Linked DNA regions of Mus musculus: region 1 is linked to region 2. A link is a loop called in an ENCODE intact Hi-C map of the cell type or tissue named here. Cell type or tissue: heart. All regions are shown on one strand. Each heading gives the region's core, and the rest is flanking DNA. Links, peaks and the distances in the headings are about the cores only. Region 1 has its middle 50 kb from the start of Gm41534. Region 2 overlaps Rgmb (repulsive guidance molecule family member B).

What was found. Peaks named below come from ENCODE experiments on the same cell type or tissue, not always from the same donor. Only the 100,000 strongest peaks of a DNase experiment are listed, where the experiment ranks them.
Region 1: it touches region 2 in a loop (2.0-fold over the local background); 2 of 42 quality-filtered maps call a loop at or near these places.

The regions. Positions count from the first base shown.
Region 1 is chr17:16,181,682-16,189,060 of GRCm38, forward strand. No RefSeq gene overlaps it. Among named protein-coding and RNA genes, the nearest start is that of Gm41534, 50 kb to the right of the region's middle. In heart, for the core only: no CTCF peak of the experiment used is centred there; no DNase peak of the experiment used is centred there.
Region 2 is chr17:15,816,286-15,823,664 of GRCm38, forward strand. Rgmb (repulsive guidance molecule family member B) reads right to left here. Exons shown (of 5, transcript NM_001372257.1): 4 at 4,385-4,893. Among named protein-coding and RNA genes, the nearest start is that of Rgmb, 11 kb to the right of the region's middle. In heart, for the core only: no CTCF peak of the experiment used is centred there; a DNase peak (open chromatin) is centred at 4,026.

The DNA of each region.
Region 1 (7,379 bases), core at 1,283-6,282, 370 kb after region 2:
CTGAAGAAAGCACAGTTTTTAAAGTGTGCTTTTAAATATTTATTTTTTTGAAGTATAGCCTTGCTTAATTTAGTCAGGTAGATCTTGAACTCCTGTTCTCAATTCCTGGGTCAGTCTTCTGAGCAGTTGAGGTATACACATGCACACATCTCACACTAAAGATTGTGTTCTTGATTCTAGTAGAAGGCATAAAAAATAACTCAAATATTTACCTTGCAGAATTTTCAGGAATTTATGTCTTCTGAGAGCTGATGTATATATTTTTGGAACTTGTGCCAATATTGACTCCAATATTGCATGAATACACTCAGATGAATAATTTACATGCAGGTGTGTAGAGGAATTGACACAGTGCTATCTTAACTTCCCTATTCCAAAGACTTAAGCTGGCCTTTCTTCATTATCTTGGAAGCTCTCATAGGTATACCACAAAGAAAGATCATCTGAGCATATAATAATAGTAAAATAATATTTAACTCATTGGAGGAGATAATTGAAGAATCTAAGATATGATTGAATTCCACAAATGAAAGATGGAATCTTCCTCATAATGATCTTGATATCATTATCTTTGATTTTTACTTTAATTTTTCTTGGCATGATTCAGTATACCTAATGATGTGTGCCACAGCCACTTTCTTCCAACTATACAATAACCTGGCACCATGCTCACTTTCTCCTCCATCTTCTCTCTTCTGCCCACTAGTCTTCTTCATTCTCTCAGACAACCCCACTTCTGCATTCAGGTTGCACATATGAATGTTTTTAATGTATCCATCTAGAATCTAGGATCTGCAAATGAAAGAAAACACCACGTCTGAGTTGGGTTATTTGCTTGGTATGATGTTCCATCAATTCTCCATTCTTCTTAATAGCAGAGTTAGGCAAAATTGAAAGAAATTTCTCTCTATAAATTTATTTGCTGCAATGATGACAACAGTTTTTATGATATAATGCACATTTGTCTCATCCTAGGGAATTTGTGAGATGCTTTCATGGTCTCTGGGCTGGACCAGAGAGTCTGCTCATCTCTGTGATGTGGATGGTTCAGTTCTTTGGAACTTGCTTTGAACAGAACTTGATGGTCACTTGTTTGAGCTTGGACACAATTCACAGATAATAGTTTTATTCCTAATTTCATCTCATTATTTTGGCCCCAAGTACTATAGATTATTTTTCTGTTCATTTCTTTTCCTTACAAAATATGAAATTGAAAACTTACTGATACCAATTTCTATTTCCTTAACAATTTCTCCCTGAGGTTTGTTTAGAAATCTCAAATGTGCTCCTTTTGTTGTCAGTGCATCTGTTGAAACTTCTATTCTACTCATTTAATCTTTGTTGTCCTTTTTGAACTTTTCAATTTAGGTAGAACTTTGAGTTCTAAGTAACAGCAAGGCTGAGCCTTATGTTCCAGGTGCAGGCATATCACACACATTTGTATCCATCACATTACATCTATCTATTCTTTGACTCAAGTGATACAATCTCTCTCAATATTGAGTCCAAAAATATTCTGCATGGCTTTGCAACTGACTGAGCTATATTGAAGATTTCTATCTAATTTGACATTGTAATTTACAACCTCAAATATCTCTGCTTCTTCAAAAGAAATAATTTATATCTTTGAAGCTGAAGGACATGTTTTTACCTATGCCTGTCTTTATGTTTCATCCATTTCCCCTTTCTTTTCTTGCTACCGATGTTAGGGTTCAGCCATCTCCGTTTTAAATTTGGGTTTTTTTTGACAGGGAAAGTTAATTCATATTCTTTATAGTTTGTGGGCTACCATCAAGGCTAAAATACCTTCTATATTGCACACATCACCAAATTGAAATAATAGATCTCTAGATTAAAGTTTTAAATAGGATTTTAAATAACAAGAAGACAAGGTATCCTGGACTTTTTGTTTTAGGAAACACTGTGAGACAAGTTCAAGAAGAGTTAATTGTGGAAAAAAATGAGTTAAACATTTGACTGATACTGCTTTGCAAAACTTTCATTCACAAAATATTTTCTCTGCTGCTGTGCTTCTGGTGGTGTTTACATAAAAACACTGTCTTTGGCAAAAACCAAACCAAACAACAACAACAAAAACAAAAACAAAAACTTAATCAGATCCTGTGAGCATCTGTGAAAGAAAGGATGGAGTCATGCCTACATCATACTGAGCCTCATACATTCTCGTACTTAGTTTTACATATGTGTAAAGAATACCAGGATCAAGTATAATGATCTTCTTTTGAATGTTACTTTTAAGGCTTGAGAAATTGTGCTTTGGAATGATAACTCCAGCATAGATTCAGTAAAGTCACTTTAAAATCAGCTATAAGAACATCCCCAAGAAAATCTAGTTGAGTGTGTGAGTGGTAGGAGAAGGAGGAAGAACAGTAAGATGATAAACGTAAGCACTAGCACTTTAAAATTCAGAACTAACTACTGATGCTAGGTATCAAACTAGAGAAAGGTCAGTGAGATTATTTGTAGCAAGTTCACAATTAACCAAATTACCAAGTGAGACAAATTTTTACAATTCAAGAAGTTCTTAACTTTTTATAATCTTCATTTATTTTGCTATTTTATGGTAGAAAAAAATCTTTTTTTTTTGTTTTGTTTTGTTTTGTTTTTTTTTGAGACAGGGTTTCTCTGTGTAGCCCTGGCTGTCCTGGATCTCACGTTGTAGACAGGCTGGCCTTGAACTCAGAAATCCACCTGCCTCAGCTTCCCAAATTCTGGGATTAAAGGCGTGCGCCACCATGCCCGGCTGCCAGAAAAAAATCTTAGGGAGGAGGAATCCTTACTTTTAGAAGTGGTAGAAGGTAGTAGCAAGACTCACTATAGGAAACTTTTTGATAGGACTTTAAAGGACTTTTTTAAATGGGAAGTATAAATTAAAGTAGATGTCCATGACTTGCTCTGGAAACCACCAGGAGCCAAATCCAATGGGATTTAGTTATATGTAAGATAACAATAATAAAATCTTGTATTCTGTTTGATATCAAAGCAGTGTCTCACTGGAGAAGTAGATTTTGGACACAGATATATGCCTATGTATTGTTGCTAGCAATAAAAAGATTCTGAAGATTTGAAAGTGGCATCTCTGCTTCTTTTGTTGCCTGAGTTATATTTAACTATTATTCAATATAAAATTAGTAGAAAGCTATATTTGTCAGCTAATATAGAACTTCAGCAGGATGAGGGAGAAGGTATGTCAATGGTGTACTGTTACAACATTGCAAGACCTGATGTAGGTTTCCATCAGCATATACTTAAGTAAAAATGTGCCACATGACACTCACATAATGTTTCCATGTCCTATCAAATATTTGAATCTTGGTGCTTTACTTTTAATTGTTGTTTTCATGGTGATTTATTTTAAACAGTAATCCTGTGAAAGTATGAAAATCATAATCATCATAATAGCAACTGACTTTTATTTGTTGCTACTTGTGCCAAGTACTTAAAGAGAAGTCCAAACTTTGACCCTCCAGCATGTGGTCTTGTAAAGTTCATTCTTAAGGACGGTGTGACCAAGTTATGAAAAACCATCAACTAAAAATCTTAAATTAGCTTAAGGAGGGTACCTGCAGCTTCTGAGCCCCAAGTTGAATATGCTCCAGCCTACATAGTAGTATACAATTTGACCCTACAGGAATCTTCTGAATTGGGTGTACTTGGAAATTTATTTTACTTGTAAGGAAACAAACTCTACAAGGTTGAGGAAGCTAGTTATACTGTAGGTACTAATGGATTTTATCCCATTTACACTTTCAGTATGTGTGTATATGTACTATATATATTTTATTAACATTATCCTTTCACTTGTTCAAATAGCTAGTTTATAAGAACAATTAGTAAACCATCTATTAAAAATTAATACCCAACAAACCCCATGGGAGAAATAAAAGATCCCAACAAAGCTGATGGGAGAAAAGACTATCTTTATGTACTTCATTACAACCAAAAGCATATATATTCGTAGGATTAACACTTTCACATTTATAACTAAAATATAGTGCTTTGATGGGGAAAAACATTAGTGGAGAGATTGATTTGTGCTAGATGACTCAGTGGATTTTCAAATACAGTATGCATCATTGTCCAAAGGCTTCCATAGATGACGCCGCAAAATTACGTGCTTTGCCAATGCTATCAGCTACCTTCAACAATATGATGGAAAGGCCCTCTTGCTAAGATTCTGCTTATTGTGCATTAAGGATGGAGAAATTGAGCTGGTACCCAACTAAAAGCTTCATTTACTGACAGGCATTCACAGTGCTGGAAAGTATTATCAACAATATTAGAAGAGAAATAATGTCATCAATTCACCCAGCTATGAAATCTGAGACCTAAAACAGCCATCTGCCTGTGAGATGTACTGGTATTATAGTGGCATAAATGCTATGGGGTAACTACTTTCTGATTAAGACCTGTGAGATATATATTCTCATTTTATAAGATATTATATATTCTATGAGATATATAACACTACATGAATGAAGCTAAGAGCACAGACCAGATAAGTCATGGTCCCTAGGGGAAGACCTACTATTACAATTCTGCTAAACTAACACAGCGATGAGATGACTCCTGCTGGCATATCCTTGAATCTACAGATAAATGCATTGCTCAACCTTCATCAGAGAATCTTCTTAGAGAAGATGGTAATGAACCCAGAGACTCACAACTGGACAATGTGAAAACAGTGAAAAATCTTTGAGCACTTAGCCCTAAATGGAATGTTTTATCAAATCCCTCCCCTTATATCGCTAAGAAAATGATATGGAAGAGGAGGCAGAAAGATTGTAAGATCTAGAGGTGGTATTTGACTCCAAGGAAACAGGCAGGGCTAATGCTTACATGACGTCACAGATAATATGACAACATGTGTGAGACCTGTACAAATTCAAGGCACAAAATCTAGGCATGGAGATAGGAAAGTGAGCTCAAAGTTACACTCCTTACCAAGAAGCTATTTGCAATCGGTTTTCATTTGGAAAGGCAAAATCTTTTAAATGTGTGTGTGTGTGTGTGTGTGCGTGCTTGTGCTTTGTTGTTAAAGTTTGATATTTTTGTCTTTTTTGTTTTTGTTTTTTTATTTTTTTGAGACAGAGAAAGAACATGAAGTTGAGTGTAGGGAGTTGGGAAGGATCTGAGAGGACTTGGAGAAATAGAAAGGATGTAACTAAAATATATTCTATGAAAAAATTTTAAAATAACTTTAAAATATGATTAAAAAACCCAAATTAGAAACTACTTAAAGCTTCCAGTAAATGATTATAGAATTATAGGTGAGAATGATAGGTAGAAATTGAAATGTTTTCCAAGATAAATTGTTCAGACAATAGAAGGCTTATTAAATAATAACATGTATATTAGATATCCAAGCATAGGGAAAGGGAGGGGAAGAACACAAATGTGTGGGAAATAAACTGGAAAATTATGCTGAAGATAAATTCTAAGTAGATTGTTTAAACTTTAGGGTTAACTGCCTGAGAATTACGGATATTAAAAAGATTTTTACTGGCATGCACTTAAAGAAGACAGAGGTCACTAAACTTGAATGGTGTTTTGTAGAAGCATAAAGAATGAAGGTTCATCTGATAATAGGAGATGCTATGCTATGCTGGTATTTGGCTTTGGTCTAGCGAGACTGCAGACATGTCCACTCTCTCGTGCCTTCTCTGACTTTCAGCCATGTAATAACTTCCTAACCTCAGTACAGGAAGGATAGATGATTAATTTGTTATCTAAATTTCCTCTCTTTCCAACATTTGCTAATTTTATTCAAGACGTAGGATAATTTATACCATCATATAATATAAAGTTTTTGAATTGCATACAATGGAACATCCTTCTTTATTTACATTTCCTTTTTAACATTTTAATAGAACATTGCCATTCTAACTTGTGGCATTTTGAATGACTTTTATACAATGGAAATTATAATGTGCCTAGCATAGTTCAAAAAGAGAAAGATGAATATGAAGGGCCTTTAAAAATGAATGAAGCAAGAAGCAAGACCTTTTCCCTTAGATTTTGAAAGATTTTATTTAAAAGGATGAATTAGATGATTTGGAGTCCTTTTAAAAATTTGGTTTCCATGGACCTGTGATTCATATACAGAAAAAAATGTTTTCTTCTGAATGATTTTTTTCAATCATTGTCCTCTCTACTGCCAAAAATAATATTCCTCTAAATATAAAAATATCTGAAGTAGACATTTTGGTTTTCTAAACTATTAGTGATATACGCCACCCCAACACTACAGTTTGAGAAGGTACATGGTTCAAAGTTGATAGAGATACATTTTTGTTCAGTCCCTAATCAGTTTATTTACAAATCCAGAAATCTGTGACATTCTATTAAAAGCATAATTCTAAACATTTTTAAAAAAATTATAGAAAAGCTCCTTTGAGCAAATCCCAATAGGTTCGAATGATAATGAATTAAGTTATATTTACTTTTTTATTGGATATTTTCTTTATTTACATTTCAGATGTTATCTCCTTTCCAGGTTTCCCCCAGAAACAACCTATCATATCCCCCTCCCACTGCTTCTATGAAGGTTTTCCCCCTACCTACCCTCCCACTCCTGCCTCCCTACCCTTACATTTCCAACACTGGGGCATTGAGCCTTCACAGGACTAAGTGCCCCTCCTCCCATTGATGACCAACAAGGCCATCCTCTGCTAAATATGCAGCTGGAGCCATGGGTCCCACCATGTATACTCTTTGGTGGGTGGTTTAGTCCCTGGGAGCTCTGATGGGGGCCTCTGGTTGGTTGATATTGTTGTTCTTCCTATGGGGTTGCAAACCCCTTCATCTCCTTGGGTCCTTTCTCCACCTTCTCCATTGGGGACCCTGTGCTCAGTTGGCTGAGAGCATCCACCTCTCTATTTGTCAGGCACTGGCAGAGTCTCTCAGTAGACAGCTATATCAGGCTCATATCAGCATGCACATCTTGGTATCCACAATAGTGTCTGCATTTGGAGACTGTATATGGGATGGATTCCCAGTTGGAGCAGTCTCTAGATGGCCTTCCCTTCAGTCTCTGCTCCACACTTTTTCTCTATATTTGCTCCCATGAGTATTTGTTCCCCCTTTTAAGAAGGACTGAAGTATCCACACTTTGGTCTTCCTTGTTCTTGAGCTTCATGTGGTCTGTGAATTGTATCTTGGGTATTCCAAACTTTTAGGCTAATATCCACTTATCAGTGAGTGCATACCATGTGTGTTCTTTTATGATTGGGTTACCTCACTCAGGATTATACTTTCTAGTTCCATCCATTTCCCTAAGAATTTCATGAATTCATTGTTTTTAGTAGCTGAGTACTCCATTTTGTAATTGTACCACATTTTCTGTATCCATTCCTCTG
Region 2 (7,379 bases), core at 1,531-6,530:
AAGACTATGATTACATACAAATTAATGGGAAAAATAAAGCAAATGAATACTTGTGAAAATCATTACTAAAAGCACGCCGTTGTTAGGAAGGTAACAAAGTATTTAAACTGAAGAGTACTTTGAAAGGTATACCTGAGAGCCTGACTTACTTTTAGTTTCTATATTACATTCTATCAGTTTATCACGTGTTTGCAAGGAGAGCTCATGCGGAAATCAGGGCACAGTTTGTAGAGTCCGGCCTCGCCTCCCACTTCAGTTCAGGAGCTGACCTCAGGTTGTAAGGCTTAGCTGCAGCTGCTTTACCCACTAAGCCATTTTGCTAGCCCGAGATTGAGGATTTAAAAAATGTCTACTTTCATTTTCATTCTTTGTAGGTCTGAGGAGGTAACTCACAGGAGGCAAACCCTCCACCACTAAACTCTACTCTTGTAACTTGAATACGTGGGCACATACGAAAGGATCAAGAACTTTACTTTTTAACCACCCCACCATCTGAGACCATGCATTTACATATCCTCTCTAAGGACCTCTGTTTAAGAACAGAAACCCAAGCCATTGAATGGGTATGTTGAGTCTGAGAGTGGCAAAGAAAACGTGAAGCAAGCCAGGCGTCCCTAGGATAGGTCACCTGACTCCTCTGGGGCATGTGAGGTACAGGCCAGCCACTGCCATGTGGTTCTCTGGAACTGACAAGGTATAACTGCCTCTTCCCCAACAGGAAACCCTTTTTCTCTTTGTGCTCCTAACGTTGTCAGTTGTAGCCCCCCCCCCCCCCCCCCCATTTCACGTTCTCAGAGCCTGCATGCCTGCAGCTGCCTCTCACAGCCGAAGGTGGGGAAGATGTCTATCTGAGATGAGGTGGTGTGTGTAGGTGTGCCAGAGACTCTTGCAGCCCCGGGGTGGAGAGATGAAAAACTTGCCCTGGCTCCCCACCCTGAGCAACATATCTACCTGGCAAGCTAGTCCACTCTTACAGTCTCTTCCAGCGAGCAAGGGTATAAACAAAAACACGGAGGCCCTGAGAAAACATACTTGTGCACACCGTGAGCACCTGGAAAACATGCCCTTCTTTACCCATAGGGAGGGGAGAGCCAGTGTGTGGCAAGAGGAGTGGATGAGGAGAGATAAAGCCACATTAGACCATAGGCCTACCTGTCTTAGTTCACTCACTGCTCATACGAGAAAAAAGTGTAGTTAATAAATGTCCCCGAATACAGTGACTTCATCTTACTTTAATCTGTTTCAGTGTCCTTTGGTGACAGGTGGGAGATATGTTTGGAAGAGAGACCTCACTAAGTTCAACTTGCAGGGAGCTGGCTCAAGAAGCCGGGTTCCCAGAAGCCAGTTGTCTTAGTGACCTCACACTGGGTAAAATACCCAGGGTCTAGCATTTCTCACAGTGAGATGCATGGATGTTTCAATGTAACACTTGAGCCTCTCTCAGCTGGCCTTCCACCTGGCATAGTTACTCTTTAAGTACACTGATACAGCATGCAGGTCTTGGAAAATGCCTGAGCACACAGGGAAGGTTGAGCTCAGCTTTGTACAGTGCTGACTCACTCCACACTGGTCTGAGTAGGTCCAGCAATTCTCAGTAAGAAAATGAAGTGTACCTCCCGAAGACTGGGTTGGTACCCTACTGTTTATCGGAAGTGTTCTAGCTGATGGAATAACACCTAGTGGATTCCTATAGGACAGAATTTGGGGATGGGGTGGAAAGCAGGTGGCATCTAGATGGAAGGAGCTGGCCATCTCCCCATCCAGTCACACCTTGTCCCTAGTCTCAAAGCGTGCAATCTTTCTTTTCTTTTCCTCTCTCTGGACAACTGGATGCTTGTATCTTGTCTTGCCTGAGGCTCAAAGCAGTAGATTCAGTCAAGCTAGGACTGAAACCCAAATGACCCTTCTCTCCTTTTTGCTGCTTCTCCTCAGGTACTTGTCACAGAGATAAAAGGGAGAAGGCTGCTGTGTGCTGAGATTCACATGAAGAAAAACCTTTCTTTCTTTCTTTTTTTTAATAAAGAGAAGGCATTTTAAAACAGATTTAGAAAAGAATTCAGATTTTGCTTAGAACGTGTTTTGTAAGGCACCGAGCCTCATTGCTATTAGTTTTATTACCACTTTTTCTTTAAAGTCCTTAAAGGCAGGTTTGCTGCATAATCGCAGGCCTTCGCTGATTTCAGCAACACGTACCATACTGGCCTTGAGACAGAGCATGGAAACTGGCCCTTTGGATACAGGGGCGCCCTGGAGAACACAAATACTAAAGCCAAGCGGCCGGTGCTGGGGTGGAGGACCACAGAGCAGGGCTGAGCAGCATGGGGGCAGGGCGCTAATGCACAGCTGAGAAAGCACACATTCCAGCTGTCTTCTGGAATCCCTGTCAGAAGGGTTTCCTCCATTTTGAAAGAACAAAGAATTTGGCTCTTACCAGATCAAGAAACAGACCTTTTTTTTTTTTTTTTTAAATATTATTATTAGTTTGCTAATCTAAATTGTTCTCTGTGTGTATATGTATATATAATAAATTATTATTTAATTTGAACAAAAGTCTTCCAAATCCTCAACTATTTGAACAATGGATGACTATTGCCATGTTTGGGGTGTCTTATGACTGTTGTAATCCTAGACTCCTAGACTTTTGGCAATGGTCTAACTTACAACTTCATAATCATTTGTTTTTTAACACACACATAATATATATATATGTATATATATATACATATATATATATATATGGCTATGTATCTATCGTAAGGGATTTTGTGTGTGTGTGTGTGTGTGTGTGAGTGTGTGCCTTGAGTTCATGTGCACCATGCACATATATGTAAGTGCCTTCAGAATCTAGAAGAGACCATCAGATTAAGGATCCTGAGTCATATGGTTGTGAGCTGTCAAGCTGGTGCTGGTAACTGAACCCAGTCTTCTGCAAGAGCAGTAGCTGCTCTTAATTGCTGAGCCATCTCACCAGCCTCCTAATCATATGTCCTTATAATCCAACTTTTACCAACCCCATAGTCTGAGATCTATGAAAGAAAAGTTATTTATAAACATATAGGGCCAGAGAAAGAAAGCTTTATTTTGAGATGTAGAATGTGCTAAGGCAAGAGGCAAGCCTGACATTTTACAGGTTTGAAGTATAAACATTTTGGAGATCCCCTAAAGTCTGCTGTGCTGGGACAGTCTCTGTGCTCAAGAGCAATGCCTTCTATTTTTAGATTTGTGACACTCCTGGGTGTCTCCAGATATCTCCCGAAGTGTTGTAAAATTCCCTTCACAAAATGCCAAGTAAAATAATTTAAACTCACTTAAAAATATGCCACACATTTGGAGGCAAAGGCAGGAGTCAAATGAACAGCCACAGGACTTCAAAAGCTTGATCTTGGTCAATTATATTTAGTCTATGACAACTAAAGAGCAGATATAATAAATACAGGAAATTAAAGCAAGATGAGCTAGTCTAACTGTGGCGTTCGTGGCTGGGGAAGACAGGGAAGGAGGGAGTTTAGTGGGACACTGGGAGAAACTCCTTTGACTTTATTTACGAATGGTAAGTTACTTAGCCCTGACTGGTACTTGGAGACCCTCTCCATACTTTCTTCCACCTTGCATTGCAGGAAGATATCAGTACCTTGCAGCTGGTATCAAAGGTCTCTCCCTATACATGATCAATTTCTTCAGAATAAACAAACAAGGAGCACAGACACTGGTTCAGGGTAAGCCTAACGTAATTTTGCCAACTTTCTTCTTAGCTTCTGACTTACAGTGTTAAAAGAGGGTGTGAGATTACACAGGGCTTATACAGCACTGTTCTGCAACAGCCAATCCTTAACTTCCTTGGTTACCAAGAGGTTAGTAACTAAAGCACCATTGTGGGTTTGCCACTGGGAAGCCTGGCTTATGGCCATAACATTTACTATAGCTTCTAACTCTCCAATAAAGTACGTTTCCTGATGGGCCACTGCCCCAGGCTTCACAGCTTTCTTTATTCAGAACACCCACTTTCATCATCGGATGAATTTGAACGTGGATTTCTTCGGGAAGAGTCTCTCACACACACATGAGCTCTCACAAGACCTCAGTGGGGAGGGCACATGTTTTTCTCATTAAACAGGCCCGCCTTTTCTCCCTGGAGAACTTGATTTCACTGTTTACGTTTTATCCTTCCTATCATTGTCTAGTTAAGTTTAGACCCACATCTTACATACCAGAGAAAATCTCTCATTAAATAATTTCAAACCTTTACCAACTCTGTTAATAACTTTCCAAGAAGATATACAAATGGTTCCTCTAAACTAGGCCTTTATAACAACACATTTTATAAGTTGTCTGAAGGACCGAACAACTTGAATGGAAAGGGGGGCGGGGGAAGATGCATACTCGCCTTGTTTGTAGCAGTTGCACTGGACCCGGGGACCACAGGCACGTTCGTCACTTGAACCGAAAGGTAATTGTTGTCTATGAGTGGCCAGGCCCCTTCCACTTTGCATGTCTGGAAGTGATCCTTGAAAGTTCGAAGGTGAGGGTCTCCAAACAAGCCACAGAAAAGGTAATTGGGAGGTCTCTGGTCCCCTCCCCCATGTTCTCTGACTCCCCCGTGGCTGTGGTAGTTACAGGGGTCATGGGTCACTTCCGGATTGGTGGAAGATGTGGGTCCATCCTTGGAACAGTTCCTCTGGCTCATGAGATCACTGATGCCTAACACAGCAGAATGGTACACCAGGTTGCCTCGGCAGGCCTTTGAAGTTCGCTGGGTGCAGCCAGCATAGGCGCGAAGTGCCTTGCAAAACTCAGAGTCAAACCCATCAGCGGCAGAGTTCAGGTGTGCAGTCAGGGCCACGAAGTCTGTGGTACATTTCTGGATTCGGCATTGAGTAGGCTGTTGGCAATCACCTATGGGAAAGAAGGCAGGATCAGGCATGCAACTGGGTCATCACTTCCTGGCCAGCATGAGGAGACGCTATTCTCCCTAGGAACTGTCTTTTCTATCTCATATACTCCCATTTTAAGACACCTTCACAAACAAGGTTATATTGTGTTATTACGTCTCTCAAATGAAGCCACCAGGAGAAAAACTTGATACAGTTAACTGAAACTTTGAAGCTTGGTCTTCGGTAACTGAACAAGAGTCTAGTCTAGAAATAATCACCAGGTTAAAATTGCAAATGAAATATTGTTTCTTGTTTGCTATTTTGACAAAGAGCCTTCTGCTCCAAAGCAAAGTCAAAGATATGGGCTGTTTTGATTTTTAAAGCTGTATGAGTAATTTGCTTTAAAAAGCAGTGGAGAGATACACTCTGCTCACAGCTATGATTAAAGCCTACACACCCAAAGAAAGGCTAAAATGCTAAATTATAGTTTGTTTAAAATAGCTTTACCTGGTTTTCTATGGCTACAAGGTAAGAAAATCAAAAGAAAAAAAATCAAGTAGTAAGTCACTGTACTTTCCCCGAAGTACATTACTAATAAGCTACATCAATGCATCCAGCCACAACGCCTTAGCTCCTATAAGACCTAAGTACTTGGCTAAAAAAGTGATTCACCTGACCAAGATCCAACTTTACTTCTCTTAACATGTCTGTCACACAGATCTCAAGCAAACCACAAGCACAAGACAACTAAAAAAGTATGCCACATCAAAATTGTTTTTCAAAGTGGAATCAGAGAACTGTAGAGTCAAGAATTCCGTGTGTGTGTGTGTGTGTGTGTGTGTGTGTGTGCTTGTGAACATACACAACTCACTTTCCCTTTTAACTCGGTTAAAAGAAAAAACAGTTTAAAAAAAAAGTTAAAATGAAAACCCAAGTATAAAAAGTTCTTTATTTAAAAAAAAAATCCAAATTATCTGTCACTTGTCTCTCATAGAGCAATTCATTAAATGTCTCAAAGCACAAGAGAAAAAGACAAAACAAAACACAGTTAGTCACCTGTACCAATTGATTACATATTGTTTCCAAAAGGTCTCCTGAAGAGAAACACTGGCCTATTTCAAATTGTATAAAATGAACTGTAACATATATTTGTTACTTAAAATTCCTTCTAGGTGTTTAACTTATGGAAGGAAGGCTTAGCTTAACATCTTCACATCTTAGCAGCATCCTCTTCTAAAGAATGTGCAAGTTGTAACCGCTGCATGGTTTCCAGGCATAACAATGTCTCACATTTTGTATTGGGGGGGGGGCGCTGACGTCACCGGATTATCCACTGGTTTTGGCTAGTTGTGTGTGTGTGTTTAGTATATGTATGAGTGTTTTGCTTGCACATATGTCTGTGCACCAAACGCATGCCTGGTGCCCTCGGAGGCCAGATAGATGATGGTGTTGGATTTCCTGGAACTGGAGTTACAGATGGCTGAGCCATCATGTGGGTACTGGGAATCACACTGGGATCCTCTGGTAGAGCAGCCTCTTAACTGATAAGCCATCTCTCCAGGGCCTAGCTTTGGTTTTGTTCGGAGACAAGGCAGGTTTCATTGAATTGTAGCCCAGGCTGACTTGAACTTGCAATCTTTCTGTATCAGCTCTCAGAATGTTCGATTACAGGTGAATGCCACCATGCCCGCCCCATTAAAGTCAGTCGGTTATTTTTTAAATATGTAATTATTACAATATGTGGATACAATAAACTTCAGGATTATCAGTACTTAAAATTTCACCTGATGGAAAACATCATTTAGTAATCTCTATATTGATTTGAAAGGTGCCTGAATGTTTTTAAGTTTTAATTAAATGGTAAACTTATTTCTGCTTTAGCTGGAGAGAAGTGTGGGAGGGTAACAGTCTGTCACTGTTGTGAGAGTTCAAAGACCCAGTTGAGCCTTTCTTTTCGTGTTTACCAGAATAGACGGGGTTAAAATTATTTTACTATTTTGGAGCTATGGACTTATAACACTCACTAGACCACTTTAAAAAAAAAATCACAAAGTCATCTTCATGTGCTTGGTCCATTCAGGGCTTGTTCAGTGCAGCACTGACAGAGACAGCTCGATTTACAAGGTCCCTGTCTCGAAAACAAATGGATTTACTTTCAACTACTTCTACCGAAGAACAAAACAATCAAACCAATTCACCATCCCATAAGCCTTCAAAGGAAAAGGGCATCCAAGGTCTTGCCTTGTCCTGGTGGGATTGTATACAACTAACTTGCCTTAAGGTCAGTCACTGATAGCTGAAGAAGCAGCGGGTGACAATGAGACCACTCTTCTTTTAAAATAAGATACACAGCAAGCACAAAACCAGTAAAAGCAGGGCCAAGATCACTCCCTAAGGAACAGCTCTTGGACCTTAAATAATGACAGCACTAGAACTTTCCGCTAAACTTGTAGGGCCTATTTGTTCTTTTTATGGTCTATAAAATCTATCTGAGCACACAGTTACTTA